2 separate regions of the Homo sapiens genome follow, and region 2 is linked to region 1. A link is a loop called in an ENCODE intact Hi-C map of the cell type or tissue named here. Cell type or tissue: HepG2. All regions are shown on one strand.

Region 1 (8,000 bases):
CTTACACATCTTGCATATAAAACTGTTTCTAGTAATCTTAATTACATGTTAATGGTGACTCCTAGCAATCTTAATTGTAATGTAAAACCTGCTAAGTTGTGTTCTGATAAGATTAGAATGTTTCCAGCATAGTTAGGGGCATGGCCAACTCCCCATGGAGAGGGGGTGGCAGGGACTCAGGGGGATCTTCAGGCAGGCAGAGGGGAGAAGAGGCAAGAGCACAGGGAATGCTGGGAGCCTCCCAAGAAGGCCTCTTTCATCTCAGAAGCCCCCAGGGCCATCCCGAGTGGGCTGTCCTCAGGCCTTACCTAGCTGGAAAGCAGGCAAGTTAAACAAATTTCAAACACCAAAGAAGCAGTTTATGACCTTAAAGCATTTAGCAAACCTAATATTTGAACATAACTTAGACCACATGTTTACATTTTCAAGACAACTGTATTTTACCAATAATCTTTAAAACTGTTTATTTCCTAAAGATTACTCAAGTCACATGAACTAAATAAAAAGCATTACATTTTTCACTTTTCTGACAAAATATTTGATTTAAGCTCTTATATTATTATTAAACCAATTTAAAACTTTACAGAAGGGACAAATGGTGACTTTTACCTTTCATTTAACCAGTTTGCACAGAGCGAAAGAGACCAGAGACTAACTGGTAAGAAATATTCTTTTGCAAGCATGTCTGGTTTCTGGGTTCTTTCTCCCTGAGTGGCCCTAGGGACCCTGCTCAACTGTATGCAGACAAACATATTGCCATGAATTAAGAATATTCACAAATAGTTTACAAATTTTGAAGAAATTAGGCAGAGAGAGAAATAGAACTCAAATTCTATTTATGAAAGTATATTCAACATGCTTAAACTGTCTAGAAGCCTAAAATCCAAAAAGTTAGTTAGAATTTGATAACTTCTGAATTATACAAAGTTATTCTTTTTCTCACTACTAACATAATCTTTTCCAGCACATTTTGCCTACTGAATTATGTGTTAACTAGAATTCTTATCCTTATAACCTAAAACTTAAGCGAAACCCTAAAAAGCAAGAATTCCTGGCCAGGCATGGTGGCTTATGCCTGTAATTCCAGCACTTTGAGAGGCCAAGACAGGTGGATCACTTGAGGTCAGGTGTTCAAGATGAGCCTGGCCAACATGGTGAAACCCCCGTCTACTAAAAATACAAAAATTAGCCCAGCATGGTGGCAGGCACCTGTAGTTCCAACTGCTTGGGAGGCTGAGGCATGAGTATTGCTTAAACCCAGGAGGCAGAGGTTGTGGTGAGCTGAGATCACACCATTGCACTCCAGCCTGGGCAATAAGAGTGAAACTCTGTCTCAAAAAAAAAAAGGAAAAGAGCCCTTCCGCCTTCTGCGCAGGGCAAATAGTCCCATTCATTCCTAGGCCTTCAGGCAATACCTGGGAGTGACTCCAGCCAATTGCCTTCAATTTTCAAGGAGCTGCTAGAAAGCAGTTGTTGAGAGGCTGAAAATGAAAGAAAGGAAAAAAAGAGAAGACCCAGGTCCCTTAAGCAAACTGGTTGGTGACGGTTAGGTGCCTTCACATGGACACCCTTAGTTTTCACTGGCCATAGCCAGAATTCTGCAGTTTTCTCTGTGTTTAGGCACTGCCCACCAAGGAGAGATTCCCCTGTATGAAACAGAAAGGAAAGGAGAGAAATAAATCCTAATCTTTGGGCCTAGCTTCTGCTGGAATTTCTCCTGGCTGGCTCAGCAAAATATGTTACCAGTGGAGGGTGTCCAGGTTCTCAGCATCTTGAACAAAGAATTCAACAAAATGCACAAAAAAGCAAAGAAATAATGAAGCAACAAAAGTAGATATTTATGGAAAATAAAAGTACACTCCACATTGTGGAAGTGGGCCTGAGCGTAGTGGCTCAAGGGCCTCGTTACAGAATTTGTGGGGGTTTAAATACTCTCTAGGGATTTTCACTGGTTGCCTGGTGTACACACTATGTAAATGAAAAGGGTGAAGTGAGGTTACAAAGTCATTTACCTGGAATATACCTTATGGAGAGGACATTTCCTGTCATAGCTGAAGTGTGAATTGGCCTTGTGTTCCCTGTCTCCAGACCCTATTTTTCTGTCTCAATTGGATCTTGAGTGTGGAACCATAATAAATGGGATTAGTGTCCTTGTTAAAGAGATTCAAGAGAGAGTGCTTGTCCCTTTTGTGACATGAGGATAGAAAGAGGACAGCTATCTATGAGTCAGGAAGCAGGGCCTCACTAGACACTAAATTTGTCTGCACTTGATCTTGAGCTTCTAGCCTCCAGATCTGTGAGCAATCCATGCCTGATATTTATAACTAACCAGTCTGCAGTCTTTTGTTATAGCAGCTGTCATGAACTAAGACAGCCTGTTAGAAGGAGGCTTAGACTTAACCAGTGTTTTGGGGGTATTTTAGGAGCCCTGATAGGTGATCTTCATGTCTGCTTTGCTTCTATGGGGTGGTATTGATGGGCTGAAGTGGATTGTCCCAGCTACTCTGGAAACATTTCTTTTTGTTGCCTCACAATGGATTTCCACTTATTTACAGAGAATTATATGGCTGTATCTTACTGTGCTTTATGTTGCTATAACAAAATAACTGTAACTGGCTGGTTCTTACACAATAGAGGTATATTTGGCTAATGGCTCCAGAGGCTGGAAATTCCAAGGCCATAGTGATCTCATTGGATGAGAGCCTTCCTGCTGTGGTGCTCCATGGTGCAAAGCAGGAGAGTAAGAGATCAGGAGCAAGAGAATAAATAAGCAAGGGAGATCAGTGGCAGAGACTCTCCCTGCTCTCATGGGCTCTGTCTATTCCCTCTCTACATAATGAGAGTAAAATCCAAAGAGCATGAGGACCAAATCAAATATGACAAAGACTCCTTAGAGGCGTGTCAGTACTGGTAACACCTGTTTTTCACAACTCACGGTGACTAAGGCACAGACCACCCCACACAGTGGCACGGATTCTCTTCTTGAACAGACTTTCCCCAGGCTCCTCTGAGTCTCTTTTGAAATAGGCCTCGCCTTGGTCTGTAAGGATCTGAACACACCCAAACATAATTTCTAACAGTTCAAGGCTACATCAATAGATAACCAAGCCCTGTTAAAGAGCCAGCCTGAGAAAACTCACGGCTTCCAAAAGAATTCAGTATTTGTTCCAGCAATGTCTGAAGAAATGCCTGTCTCCCAGTCTCACAGAGGGCAGGAGTCCAACTTCCCTTAGTTCCAGTTAGCAAACCCAGAGGGACTAATCACATGGCCCAAGCAGCCCCTTCCTACTTTTTGTAATTTTCCGCTTGGCTGATTCCACTCAGTCTCTGCTCAGCCTTTCCCTTCTCCCTCATTTTCCCTTTAAAATGCTGAGTCATCTTGCATAGATCATAGTTCAGTTCAGTTCACGCTGGACCTCTTCTCTACTGCGATGTTATGTTACTGATAAAACCTGTCCTCACCATGTTAATCAGTACCCAGCTTTCTTTGTCTTTGACTTTAGCAATAGCAGAATTTGTTTTTTTTCTGGCTCTTATGATTTAATAGCTACAGACAGGTGGGAATGAAGACCAGCCTATGTGACACTTATCTCTGGGTTCTAGTACTATTGAGCAGCAATTTAAGTATTAGGGATTTACAAATGTGTTTAATTTATGGCCAAACCCTGGCATAAGTCAAAATAAATGCTTATATTTGATCACTAAAATACGAGGTAATGATCCACCTCAGGGAGGAGAGTATGTGACTGCAATTAGAATCTTTAAAGCCTTCTGTTTAGAAAGCATGCTTGCTTGAACTTCAAGTTTCTAGGCAAATGTAAGGGTCATTTGTAAAAGCTGAGTTTTTCCTGTTGCCAATAAGGATAGAGACCTTTTCTTCTATGCTCATGTCTTAGACTATTTTCTTAAGAAAAAAATTGTATTTGTAAACTCTTCCTTAGTCCCTTTATTATGCATGTCAGTTTTTTGAAAAGCTGACTAAGCCTCTAGCCAGAATTGCAACCTGCCAGTGTTGTGTTAAGGGTAAGAGAGACAACTCTTTGGAAATGAAAATATCAAGAAAGATAACTTCCTATCTCCATGGGCCCCTTACTCCAAGCTACAACTGCCTGCTTGTCATAAAGAAATGTTATTTTTCCTTGGGATAAAGGTGACTGTCTAGCACAGAAGGATACCCCAATTACCAGGTGAATTTAGGATGGAGAATGTTATAAAAAGAATGTTTGAAAGAATGTTATAAAAAATGGTGGTGTTAGGCCTTATTACATGAAGACCAGTTATCATTTATCTCAAGAAGATGCATGTAAGGATTATATTTCTTGGCTATATAAAGGGGTGAGATTTCTTTCTGTCTTTGTAATCTCTTTAGCATGTTACCTGTGATGCACATTGCAGCCTGGTTTAATGCTTTTTAAATTTTATTTGTTTATTTATTTATTTTCGAGACAGAGTCTTGCTCTTTCTCCCAGGTTAGAGTGTAGTGGCACAATCTTGGCTCACTGCAACCTCCGCCTCCTGAGTTCAAGTGATTCACATGCCTTAGCCTCTCAAGATGCTGGGATTACAGGCAGGCACCACCCCACCCAGCTAATTTTTGTATTCTTAGTAGAGATGTGATTTCACCATGTTGGCCAGGCTGGTCTCGAACCCTTGTCCTCATGATCCGCCTGCCTCAGCCTCCCAAATTGCTGGGATTACAGGTGTGAGCCACTGCACCCAGCCCTAATGCTTTTTTAATAAGAAAATTATTTTCTTTATTTTCTACTTTATAGAGAGTTTTGTAGAATGGCAGGAGATTTCATTTTTAACATTATTCTCCAATATAAAGGAGAACAGACTTGACAGTTGTCCCAAATTAGGTAAAAGATTGAGATTGGAGATCCCCATAGGCCCATAATTTCTACCTTTGGTAACATAATGGAAGACATAGAACAACCCTCCCCTACACAGACTCCTCAGTGGGACAGCCCAATTACATCCACTGTCCTGAGCACATGGACCCCCTTTCTCTCTCAGTCTTACCCACATGACTCAGCGAGCAGCTCCAGCCCAGATCACAGAACCATATGAAGAATTGAAAACCCCACCTTCTCAAGAGGGCCAAGGGCAGAGCATTGACATATTTGATTAGTACCAAGGAGACATGAGAAAAATGAAAAGACTGCCATGACTGTATTTTGGTATTCCAGAGTTTCTGCCTTGCTGCTATCAAGAACATCACCCTCACCTTGGGTGCTTCTTGTTAGTAATTCTTCCTCCTTGACCTCACCCTGTTCTGTGGTTGTAAATCCCCACTTGTCTTGGTTGAAGGCAGAGTTGAGCTTGAAGGAAACCAAAATATTTCACTCTTGGGAAAGGAAGATAAATCTTAGGGCCCCAAAATCACTAAGCTAAAGAAAAAAGTCAAGCTGGGAACTGCTCAGCACAAACTTGCCCCCCATTCTATTCAAAGTCACCCGTCTGCTCACCGAGATAATTACATATTTGATTGCCTCCTTTGCAGAGGCTAACCAGAAACTCAAAAGAATGTAACCATTTGTCTCTTATCTATCTATGACCTGGAAGCCCCCTCCCCACTTCAAGTTGTCCCACCTTTCCGGACTGAACCAATGTTCATCATACATGTGTTGATTGATGTCTCATGTCTCCCTAAAATGTATGATACCAAGCTGTGCCCCGACCACGTTGGACACATATCCTCAGGACCTCCTGAGGGTGTGTCATGGTCATTTGTCCTCAATATTGGCAAAATAAACTCTCTATATTAACTGAGACCTCTCTCAGATTTTGGGGGTCCATACTCTAAAAGAAAGTATTTTGACAAATTTCAAGATGGCTATTCAGAAGGGCAGGAAATACAAGAACAGCTGAAAACTGTCTGTTATGAGAGAGGCTTGCACCTGTAGAGAAACTCTGCTTGGATGCAGCCAGGCTTTCTCTGAGGCTTTCCCTTTGACTTAGGAAAGATTAACTGACGGTCTGACATCTTTAAAGGTCTGAAGAAAACATTTTCCATCTCTTCTCTTAAGTGCTGCTATCTGTGAGGTTTCATTGACATAGTGTGCAAGAAGATTAAATTTTGGTACCCGAAACTCTTTTAGCCAAAGAGAAAATTCTAGCCAGGAACTGGGACACAAAAACCTGCCTCCCTCTTTTGGTTCCTAAATAAGATGGCTACAAGATGAAAGGCTACCCACCTCCCCCATATTTTGTCCACAAGGAAATTCCTGGTGAGCTGTTGAAACTTCACCATGGTGATACAAATCCATAGCTTATCTTTACAGTTGCGGTCACCCCACAGACACAAATGCATTTCCGATTGTTCACCTACCCCATTTTGTCTGTGTTATCTTATGTAAAATGCAGAGTCCCCATATTTTTCCTCTGCCCCCTGTTGTTGATGTGAGAACTGTGTGCTTCTCAATATCCCGCCCTTTCCCCTTTAAATTTGGAGCCCTCAAAATCAGAGAAAGGCATAGACCTGTCTCCTGGGTGCATCCTCAACTTTGGCAAATAAATCTCCTAAAATTACTGAGACCTGTCTCATCATTCTTTGGTTGACAATAACAAGACCTCTGCTAGCCAGGCCTCCTCTTTTCTCCCTCCCATAACCCATGTTGCCACTACAATCTGTTTTGCCAAGATTTAAGTCCCTCTCTCATTTTTTTTTTATAAACTTAGATGGTTTACACGTTGCTCTGTGGTTCTCCCCTACACATGGTCATAAGTTTGTGTGCCTTTTCTCTTTCTAATCTGCCTTTTGTTAGGTGAATTTTTAGTGAACTTAAGAAGGTAGAGAAAATTTTTTCCCTTGGCCCCCACCAGCATGATCGCTCTCCCACAGAAAGACCCAAATTAAGTGGCCCTACATCTAACGCCATGGCCCCCCTTGAGTGAAGTATTTCTCACTGTGTTTTAGGAAATGTCATAAATAAGTTTTTTTTAACACCCTGTCGGACCATAAAGGATTGATCTACTGGTAGACACTTATTCTCAATCAGAGCTTTTCCCAAGGGAATTTGTCATGTGGAAAAAAGCCATTTGTCAAGGAATGGCCAGGCATTGTGGCTCATGCCTGTAATCCCAGCACTTTGGGAGGCTGAGGTGGGCGAATCACCTGAGGTTGGGAGTTTGAGACCAGCCTGACCAACGTGAAGAAACCCTGTCTCTACTAAAAATACAAAATTAGCCGGGCATGGTGGTGCATGCCTCCTATCCCACCTACTCGGGAGGCTGAGGCAGGAGAATCACTTGAACCCGGGAGGCAGAGGTTGCAGTGAGCCAAGATCATGCCATTGCACTCTAGCCTGGGCAATAAGAGCAAAACTCCATCTCAAAAAAAAAAAAGTCAAGGAATATGGGAGTCACGGGGGCTCGGATGTATTACTAGGGGGGCTCTAGAGAGATGGAGGGGCACAGGTTGCTGGGGCTAAGATATCCTGAGCTGCACTGGTTTCTGAGCTATTCAAATCCCAGTTGTTTCACCCTTTATTTTTGGAATCACCCAGGATCCTTTTAGCAACCACCTTTCACTTGCATTTAAGCCTGTTTTTACGGTTGCAAACACACAAAACACACTTAAATAAGATGATGTAACAGTAGTTCTCAAATCATAGCAACAACTCTAGTAGTTGTGTCCTAGGAAATTAAAATTCTGTGTTACCTACTTGCTATGGTTTGATGTGTTCTCCAAAGTCCATGTGTTGGAAACTTAATCCTCAATGCAATAGTGTTGAGATGTGGGACCTTTAAGTGATAATTAGATCATGAGGGATTTGCCTCATTCATTAATTATTGCTATTATCTCAGGTGAGTTAGTTATCGGAGATTGAAATCCTGATAAAAAGTTGAGTTTGTTCTCTCTGTCTCTCTCTCTCTCTCTCCACTCTAGAATTGTAAAAAACTAATCTCTATTCTGCATAAATTACCCAGTCTCAGGTATTCCATTATATTAGCAGGAAATGGACTAAGACACTACTTTATAAAATTTTGCAGTTTCC
Region 2 (8,000 bases), 130 kb before region 1:
TCTATACAGGACAGGGGTGAATCAGCTCAGCTACACCATGTGCCTTAGAGACTCTGAACATGAGACATGTGGAAAAAGACCCTAAAAAATAATTACAGGCAGAATGCAGGAAAAACAGCCAGATGGCCAGGCATGGTGGCTCATACCAGTAATTCCAGCACTTTGGGAGGCTGAGCCAGGAGGATCTCTTCAGCTCAGACCAATCTGGAAAACACCTTGAGAACTCATCTCTGCTAAAAAGAAAAAATTTTAAAAATTAGCTGGGTGTAGTGGCACCTGTCTGTAGTCTCAGCTACTTGGGAGGCTGAAGTAGAAGGATTGCTTGAACCCAGGAGGTCAAGGCTGCAGGGCATTGTGATTGCACCATTGCACTTAAATCTTGGCAAAATTTTTTACAGTGGCAACACAGGTTATGGGATGGAGAGAAGAACAAGCCTGGCTAGCAAAAGAGGTTTCATTATTTAGATGAAATCTCCCAGGAAGCAGCCCTCAGAGAGAACAGCTGAGAAATGTTTTTCTTTAGACCTTTAAAGGTATCAGATTCTCAGTTAATCTTTCTTCTATCCAAGGGAGATTCTCAGAGAAAGCCCAGCTGTAACAATGCAAATTTTCTCTACAGATGCAAGTATTTCCCACTAAAGACAGCTTTTTGTCCCTTCTAATATTTCCTGCTTTTCTGAATAGCTGTCTTGAAATGTGTCAAATAAATGTATTTTAGTGTAAAATGTTTTGGTTCCCTTGAAGCTCAACTTTGAGTCCAACTAAGACAAGAGGGGATTTATAACCATAGAGCACGGTGAGGTCAGAGGAGAAAAATTACTAAGAGAAAGCACCCAGAGATGAGGGTGGCAGCAGCAAGGCAGAAATTCTGGAATACCAAATGATATGGTTTGGCTCTGTGTCCCCACTGAAAAATCATGTCAAATTGTAATTCCCAGTGTTGGAGGAGGGGCCTAGTGGGAAGAGATTGAATCACGGGGGCTGACTTTCCTCTTACTGTTGTCATAATAGAATTCTCATAAGATCTGGTTGTTTGAAAGCATGTAGCACCTCCACCTTCTTTCTCTCTCTCTCTCTGCCTCTCTCTCTCTCTCTCTCTCTACCTCCCCCTCTCCTGCCAGCCAAGTGAAGACATGCTTGCTTCCCCTTCACCTTCCTCCATCATGGTAAGTTTCCTGAGGCCTCCCCTGCCATGCCTCCTGTGCAGCCTGCAGAACTGTGAGTCAATTAAACCTCTTTTCTTTGTAAATTACCCAGTCTCAGGTAGTTCTTTATAGTAGTGGGAGAATAAACTAATACCGAAAATTGGTACCAAATAGTGAGGCATTGATATAAAGATACCTGAAAATGTCAAAGCAAATTTGGAACTGGATAGTAGGCAGAGACTGGAAGAGTTTGGAGGGTTCAGAAGAAGATGGAAAGATGAAGGAAGGTTTTAAACTTCCTAGAGAATTGGATACTTCTGTAGAAAATGCTGATAGTGATATGGACAATGAAGTTCAGGCTGAGGATTTCTCAGATGGAGATGAGAAACTTATTGGGAACTGGAGTAAAGGTCACTCTTCCTGTGCTTTAGCAAAAAGATTGGCATCATCATGTCCCTACCCTAGAGATCTGTGGAACTTTGAACTTGAGCAAGATGATTTAGGGTACCTGACTGAAGAAATTTCTAAGTGTCAAAGGAAGCAAGATGTGTCCTGCCTGCCTCTAACAGCATATTCTCATATGCATGCCCAAAGAGATTATCTGACACTGGAAGTTACATTTAAAAGGGAAGCAGAACATAAAAGTTTGAATAACTTGAGCCCCACCATGTAGTAGAAAAGAAAAACTCATTTTCTGAGGAAGAATTCAAGCCAGCTGCAGAAATTTGCAAGATAAAGAAGAGCCAAATGTTAATAGACAAGACAATGGGGAAAATGCCTCCAGGATATTTCAAAGACCTTCAAGGTAGCCCCTTTTATCACAGACCTGGAGGTTTAGGAGAGAAAAATAATTTCATGGGCCAAGCCCAGGGCCCTACTGCTCTGTGAAGCCTTGGGACACGGCACCCTGCATACCAGCCACTTCAGCCCCAGCCATGGCTAAAAGGGCCTCAGACACATCTTGAGCTATTGTTTTAGAGGATGCTAGCCCCAGTGTGTTGTGACTTCCATGTAGTGTTAAGCCTGCAGGTTCTCAGAGTCCAAAAGTTGAGGTTTGGGAGCCTCTGCCTAGATTTCAGAGAACGTTTAAAAATGCATGAATATCCAGGAAGAAGGCTGCTGTGAAGATGGAACCCTTATGAAGCACCTCTGCTAGGGCAATGTGGAAGGGAAATATGGGGTTTGAGTTCCCACACAGAGTTCCCACTGGGGCACTGCCTAGTGGAGCTATGAGAAGAGGGCCACCATCCTCCAGAACCCAGAATGGTATATCCACTGAAGGCTTGTACTGTGTGCCTGGAAAAGCGGCAGACACTCAGTGCCAGCCAGTGAAAGCAGCCATGGGGCCTTTACCCTGTATAGCCACAGGGGTAGAGCTGCCCAGGACCCTGGGAGCCCACCTCTTGCATTAGTGTGGCCTTGATATGAGACATGGAGTCAAAAGAGATTATTTTGGAGCTTTGAAATTTATTGACTGCCTTTCCGGGTTTTGGACTTCTATGGGGCCTGTAGCCCCTTTGTTTGGGCCAGTTTCTCCCTTTTGGAACAGAAGCATTTATTCAGTACCCATACCCGTATTGTGTCTAGGAAGTAACTGACTTAGTTTTGATTTTATGGCTTATAGTTGAAAGGGACTTGCCTTGTCTCAGATGAGACTTTAGAATTGGACTTTTGATCTAATGTTGTAATAAGTTAAGACTTTCAGGGACTGTTAGGAAGGCATAATTGTCTTTTGAAATGTGAGAAGAATGTGAGATTTGGAAGGGGCTGGGGCGGAGTGATATGGTTTGGCTCTGTGTCCCTACCCAAATCACATGTGAAATTGTAGTTCCCACTGTTGGAAGAGGGGCCTGGTGGGAGGTGACTGAATCATGGAGGCTGACTTCTCTCTTGCTGTTCTCATCATATGGTTCTCATGAGATCTAGTTGTTTGAAAGTGTGTAGCACCTCCCTCTTCTCTATTTCTCTCCCTCCCTCTCTCTCTCTCTCTCTCCCCTGCCAGCAATGTGAATATGTGCTTGCTTCCCCTTTGCCTTCCTCCATGATTGTAAGTTTCCTGAGGCCTCCACAGCCATGCTTTCTGTACAGCCTGTGGAACTGTAAGTCAATTAAGCCTCTTTTCTTTGTAAATTACCCAGTCTCAGGTAGTTCTTTATAGCAGTGTGAGAATGCACTAATGCACAAGAATACAGTCACAGCAAAGTTTCCCTACTCTCATATTTCCTCAGTACTAATCAAATATGCCCATGCTCTGCTCTTGGCCCTCTATGGGAAGGTGGGGTTTTCAATGCCTTACATCATCTGGGGACCCAAGGCTGGAACTGCTCCCTCAGTGAATCACTGGGGGTGGAATTGAGATAGATAGGGGGTCCATATGCTTAGGACAGTGGATGTAATTGGGCTGTACCAATGAGGAGTCTGTGTAAGGGAGGGAAGTTCTGTGTCTACAGAAAACAGGGGAAAGTTATGTTACTACAGGTAGAAATTATGAGCCCCTGGGGACATCCAATATCAATCTTCTTTTACCTAATTTGGTACATAACTGTCAAGTATGTTTTCCTTTATACTGGAGAATAATGTTAAAAATGAAATCTCCTGCCAATCTAAAAAACTCCTCCATAAAAATGTAGAAAAGAAAGAAAATAATTTTCTTATTCAAAAGGCATTAAACCACACTGCAATGTGCACCACAGGTAAGGTCTAATGAGATTAAAAGGCAGAAATGAATCTGACCTCTTTAAAAAGCCAAGGAGTACAGCCTTTACACACATCTTCTCATGATAAATGATAACTGGTCCTCACATAAGAAGGCCTAACAACACTGTTTTTTGATAACATTCTTTCATGGCTTCATCCCAAATTCACCTGGTAATTGGGTTAGCCATCTGTGCTAGTCAATCACCTGTATCACTAGGAAAAATGACATTTCTCCATGACAAGCAGGCAGTTGTAGCTTGGAGCAAGGGACCCAGGGAGATAGGAATTTTCCTTTTTTAATGTTTACATTTCCAAAGAGCTGGCTCTCTTACCCTTAACAAAACACTCACATGTTGCAATTCTGGTAAGAGGCTTAGTTGGCTTTTAAAAATATTTACATGAATATCAAAGGGACTGAGGTAGGATTTACAAATACAATTTTTTCTCAAGGAAATAATCTAAGAAATGGGCAGAGAAGAAAAGTCTCTATCCTTGTTGGCAATAGAAAAAACTCAGTTTTAACAATTGACCCTTAGAGAAGTCTAGAAACTTGAACATCAAGCAAACATGATTTCTAAACAGAAGTCTTTAAGAAACATAATTACAGTTACATGATCTCCTTTATGAAGTGGATATTGACCTGATATTTTAATGATCAAATATAAGTGCTTATTTTGACTTATGCCAGAATTTGCTATGAAATTAATCATATTTTTAAACCTCTAATACTTAGCTTGCTGCTCAGTACTAGAAGCCAGAGGTAAGTGTCATATTAGTCAGCCTTCATTCTCACCTGACTGTAGATACTAACTATGAAAGCTAGAAAAAATTTCTGCTATTGCTAAAGTCGAACATAAACAAGGTTGAACACTGGTTAAAATGGTGACGATGGATTTTATTAGTAATCCAGTGTTGTAATAGGGAAGAGGTCCAGTATGGACTGAACTGAACTTTGATTCATACAAGGTGACTCACCATTTTAAGGGAGAACGGGTGAGAGGGAAAGGCTGAGCAGGGACTGAGTGGAATCAGCAAAGTGGAAAATTTCAAAAAACAGAAAGGGGCTGGTTGGCCAATGTGATTATTCCCTCTGGGTTTGCAAACAAGAGCTAATGGAAGTTGGGCTCCTGCCCTGACATGAGGATTCAAAGAATAGTGGCCTGTTTTCAGATCTTTAAACTATTTTATGATCTTTCCGTTGAAACTTTTTGTCAGTGTTAAGGGAAATGAGAGAAAGTACCCTATTTTCAGACATCTATGTTGATACATAACCAAGAGGTTAAAGGAAATAAACTAATGGTGCACCACTTGGAAAAAGTTTGTCCTGACTCCCAGGGAGAGAAAGAAAAGGAGCTAGAGAGTCAGCAGTTGTTAAATGTGCTTAACCCACTTGAAACTGGTGCCACATTACTTAGTCAAGAGGTGGAGGAACCACCATCCCTGGAGTATAAAGAGGCTGCAAACATAGTCTCTCCCTCCTGAACTAGGCAAGGCACTGATTTTGGCTGGAGATCTACCAAGCTGGGGCAGGGCAATTTCCCCTCTGACAATATCCCATGGGAATTAATCAGCAAGGGACTTCAGCTCGATATTATTGGGCATACAGGCCTTTTCCTACATCTGATGTACTGAATTGGAAAACTTCCAATCCTTTCTACAGGGAAGATCCTCAGAAGATGACTGAATTGTTTACCACTATTTTTGCCAGCCATCACCCTACTTAGGCTAATTTGCAAGCCCTCCTAAATATTATGCTTACTGCAGACAAGAGAAAGCAAGCATTAGGCAATGGAAAGGAGGAAGCATGGTGTCTTCATGAAAAAAGCCCAGATGATACCCCAGACCCTGATAAGATTCTACATGCTGACCCAAACTGGGTCCCAAGTGAGGAGGATGGGGCCTGGACAAATCATCTGGAGTATTCTAAAGGGTGATAGGTCAGGGGTGCCGAGACCTAAAAGTCTGAAAAAAGTGCAGGAGCTTCAGCAGAAGCCTAACAAGGATTCCCTCAGAGTTCATGGATGTATCTGTCAAACATATAGAAAGCATACAGACTTAGACCTGCAGGATCCTGAAAATGTCAGAATGATAAACATGACTTTTATAGAGCAAAATGCCCCAGACATCACAAAGAAGTTACAAAAGCTGGAGGGGAGCTATTGGAATGAACACTTCTCAATTAATTGACATTGTGTTCAAGGCCTTATAATAGCAGAGAAGCCAAGGAAACCAAGGCACTACTGAAGGCAGAGATACTCATAGCTGCCATGGGAGGAAACCTGAAGAGAAAGGAACCCCCAAGGTGGAAAGGGAAAGTAGAAAAAGATCAATGGGCTTACTGTAGGGTGACAGTGCTTTGGAAGAAAGACTGCCCCAAGCTGAGTCAGGGGGAGCCCAAGTCACTTATGGCTGTTAAGTTTGGAAAAAATCCAAGGAGGACCGAGGGTGCCCAAAGTTCCCAAAAGCTCCAACCCTGTCCAGCATTAGGATTTCACCACAGGACATTCGGGTAAAACTGACAGTAGGGAAACAAAAATTGGACTTCTTAATTGATACGGGTGATACTGACATCCCAAAGTGTGGACTTTCTGACACCTATGTCAATATGGTTGGGGTGAATGGAGAGCTAAAACTGGTTGGGGGGGGGGGGTTGTGACCCTTATCCTGCAAGGTGGGCAATGAGGTATTGATAATAGCTAATCAATTATTTTATGTGTGGGACTGCCCAACCTCTGTGCTTGGTAGAGATCTCTTGTGTAAGTTAGAGGCATTAATTGTCTTTGAACCAGAGAAACGTCCAATGTGCCTCCAGGTACCCCCAGAATCCAGATTGCAGCTACAGGCCCTCCTGATGAAATCAAAAACTCCACAGCTTGAAGTAGAGATGATTCCACCGGAAGTCCTCAATAAGGTAAAGCCGGAAGTATGGGCTTCCGACCAACTGGGGAGGACAATTAATGTGAATCCCATAAAAGTCAGGCTAAAGGAAGGTATCTGACCTGATTAAAATAAACAGTACCCCTAAAGAAAGAGACTCTAGAAGGCATACAGCCAGTACTGGTTCGATTCTTTTGACATGGCTTAATAAGACTTTGTCAGACCTTGTATAATACACCCATCCTGCCAGTAAAGAAGCCTCACTCACACAAGTACAGGTTTATGAAAGATCTAAGGGTGACCAATGATATCGTGGAAGACATCCACCCCACTGCGACCAATCCATACACTATGTTTACTTCCTTGCCCAGAGACCATGAATGGTCTACAGTGTTAGATTTACAGGATACTTTCTTTTCTATACCAGTGGACCCAGAAAGTCAATTATTATTCACTTTTGAGTGGACAGACCCTGAAACAGCTTGCACGATTTCAATACTGTTGGACAGTGCTTCCTCAAGGGTTTAAAAATTCCCCAACTGTATTTGGGGAAGCAGTGGCTCGGAACATAAGAGACTTACAGTTGGAAAATGGGACACTACTACAATATGTGGATGATCTGCTAATCTTAAGCCCCTCAAGGCAAGAGTGTCAAGATAACACTGTACAGACTCTAAACTATTTGGCAGCCTGTGGGTACAAAGTCTTGAGCAAAAAGGCACAGATATGCAAACAAACTGTAGAATACTTAAGATTTCTATTACAGAGAGGAACCAGAGCCCTGGCAGAGGAGAGGCCAAATGCAATTGCCTCTGCCGCAATGCCCAGAACCAGAAAGTAGTGGAGGGCCTTCCTGGGAATGCAGGGTTCTGTAGAATTTGGATTCCCAATTAGGCACTGGCAGTAAAGCCACTATATGAACTGTTAAAAGGGGCCAACCACGACCACTTTGTATGGGAAGTAAAACATCAGACTGCATTTGAACAACTAAAGCATAAGTTAACATCTGCCCCAGCTTTGGGACTGCCAAATTATCATAAACCCTTCCAACTTTATGTGCATGACAGACTGGGTCTAGCACTTGGGGTCCTAATGCAAAAATTTGCAACCAGTGGCTTATTTTTCAAAACAGCTTGATTCAGTGACAAAGGGCTGGCCCCGTTGTCTCAGCGCAGTAGCTGCCACCTGCCTGTTGCTCAAGGAAGCTAAGAGGATGACTTTAGGTCAGCCCATCACGATTTATGTGCCCCATGAAGTCCTGGAGTTATTAGAGCAGAAGGA

The links. A loop is a pair of places that touch in the nucleus more often than their neighbours do. Peaks named below come from ENCODE experiments on the same cell type or tissue, not always from the same donor. Only the 100,000 strongest peaks of a DNase experiment are listed, where the experiment ranks them.
Region 2: a loop joins it to region 1, with 7 times the contacts of the local background. A loop is called at or near these places in 6 of 110 quality-filtered maps.

What each region holds. Positions count from the first base shown.
Region 1 is chr10:5,068,540-5,076,539 of GRCh38, forward strand. The region is part of intron 3 of LOC107984198 (a long non-coding RNA gene); the gene reads left to right. LOC124902366 (a long non-coding RNA gene) reads right to left here and starts at 4,430. Exons shown (of 2, transcript XR_007062039.1): 1 at 1-4,430. It also overlaps a transcript of AKR1C3 not described here. In HepG2, no CTCF peak of the experiment used is centred here; DNase peaks (open chromatin) are centred at 2,692 and 3,332; H3K4me3 peaks cover 1,733 bases.
Region 2 is chr10:4,943,109-4,951,108 of GRCh38, forward strand. No RefSeq gene overlaps it. Among named protein-coding and RNA genes, the nearest start is that of AKR1C1, 16 kb to the right of the region's middle. RefSeq lists an enhancer at 4,669-4,963. In HepG2, no CTCF peak of the experiment used is centred here; DNase peaks (open chromatin) are centred at 4,153 and 4,813; H3K4me3 peaks cover 358 bases.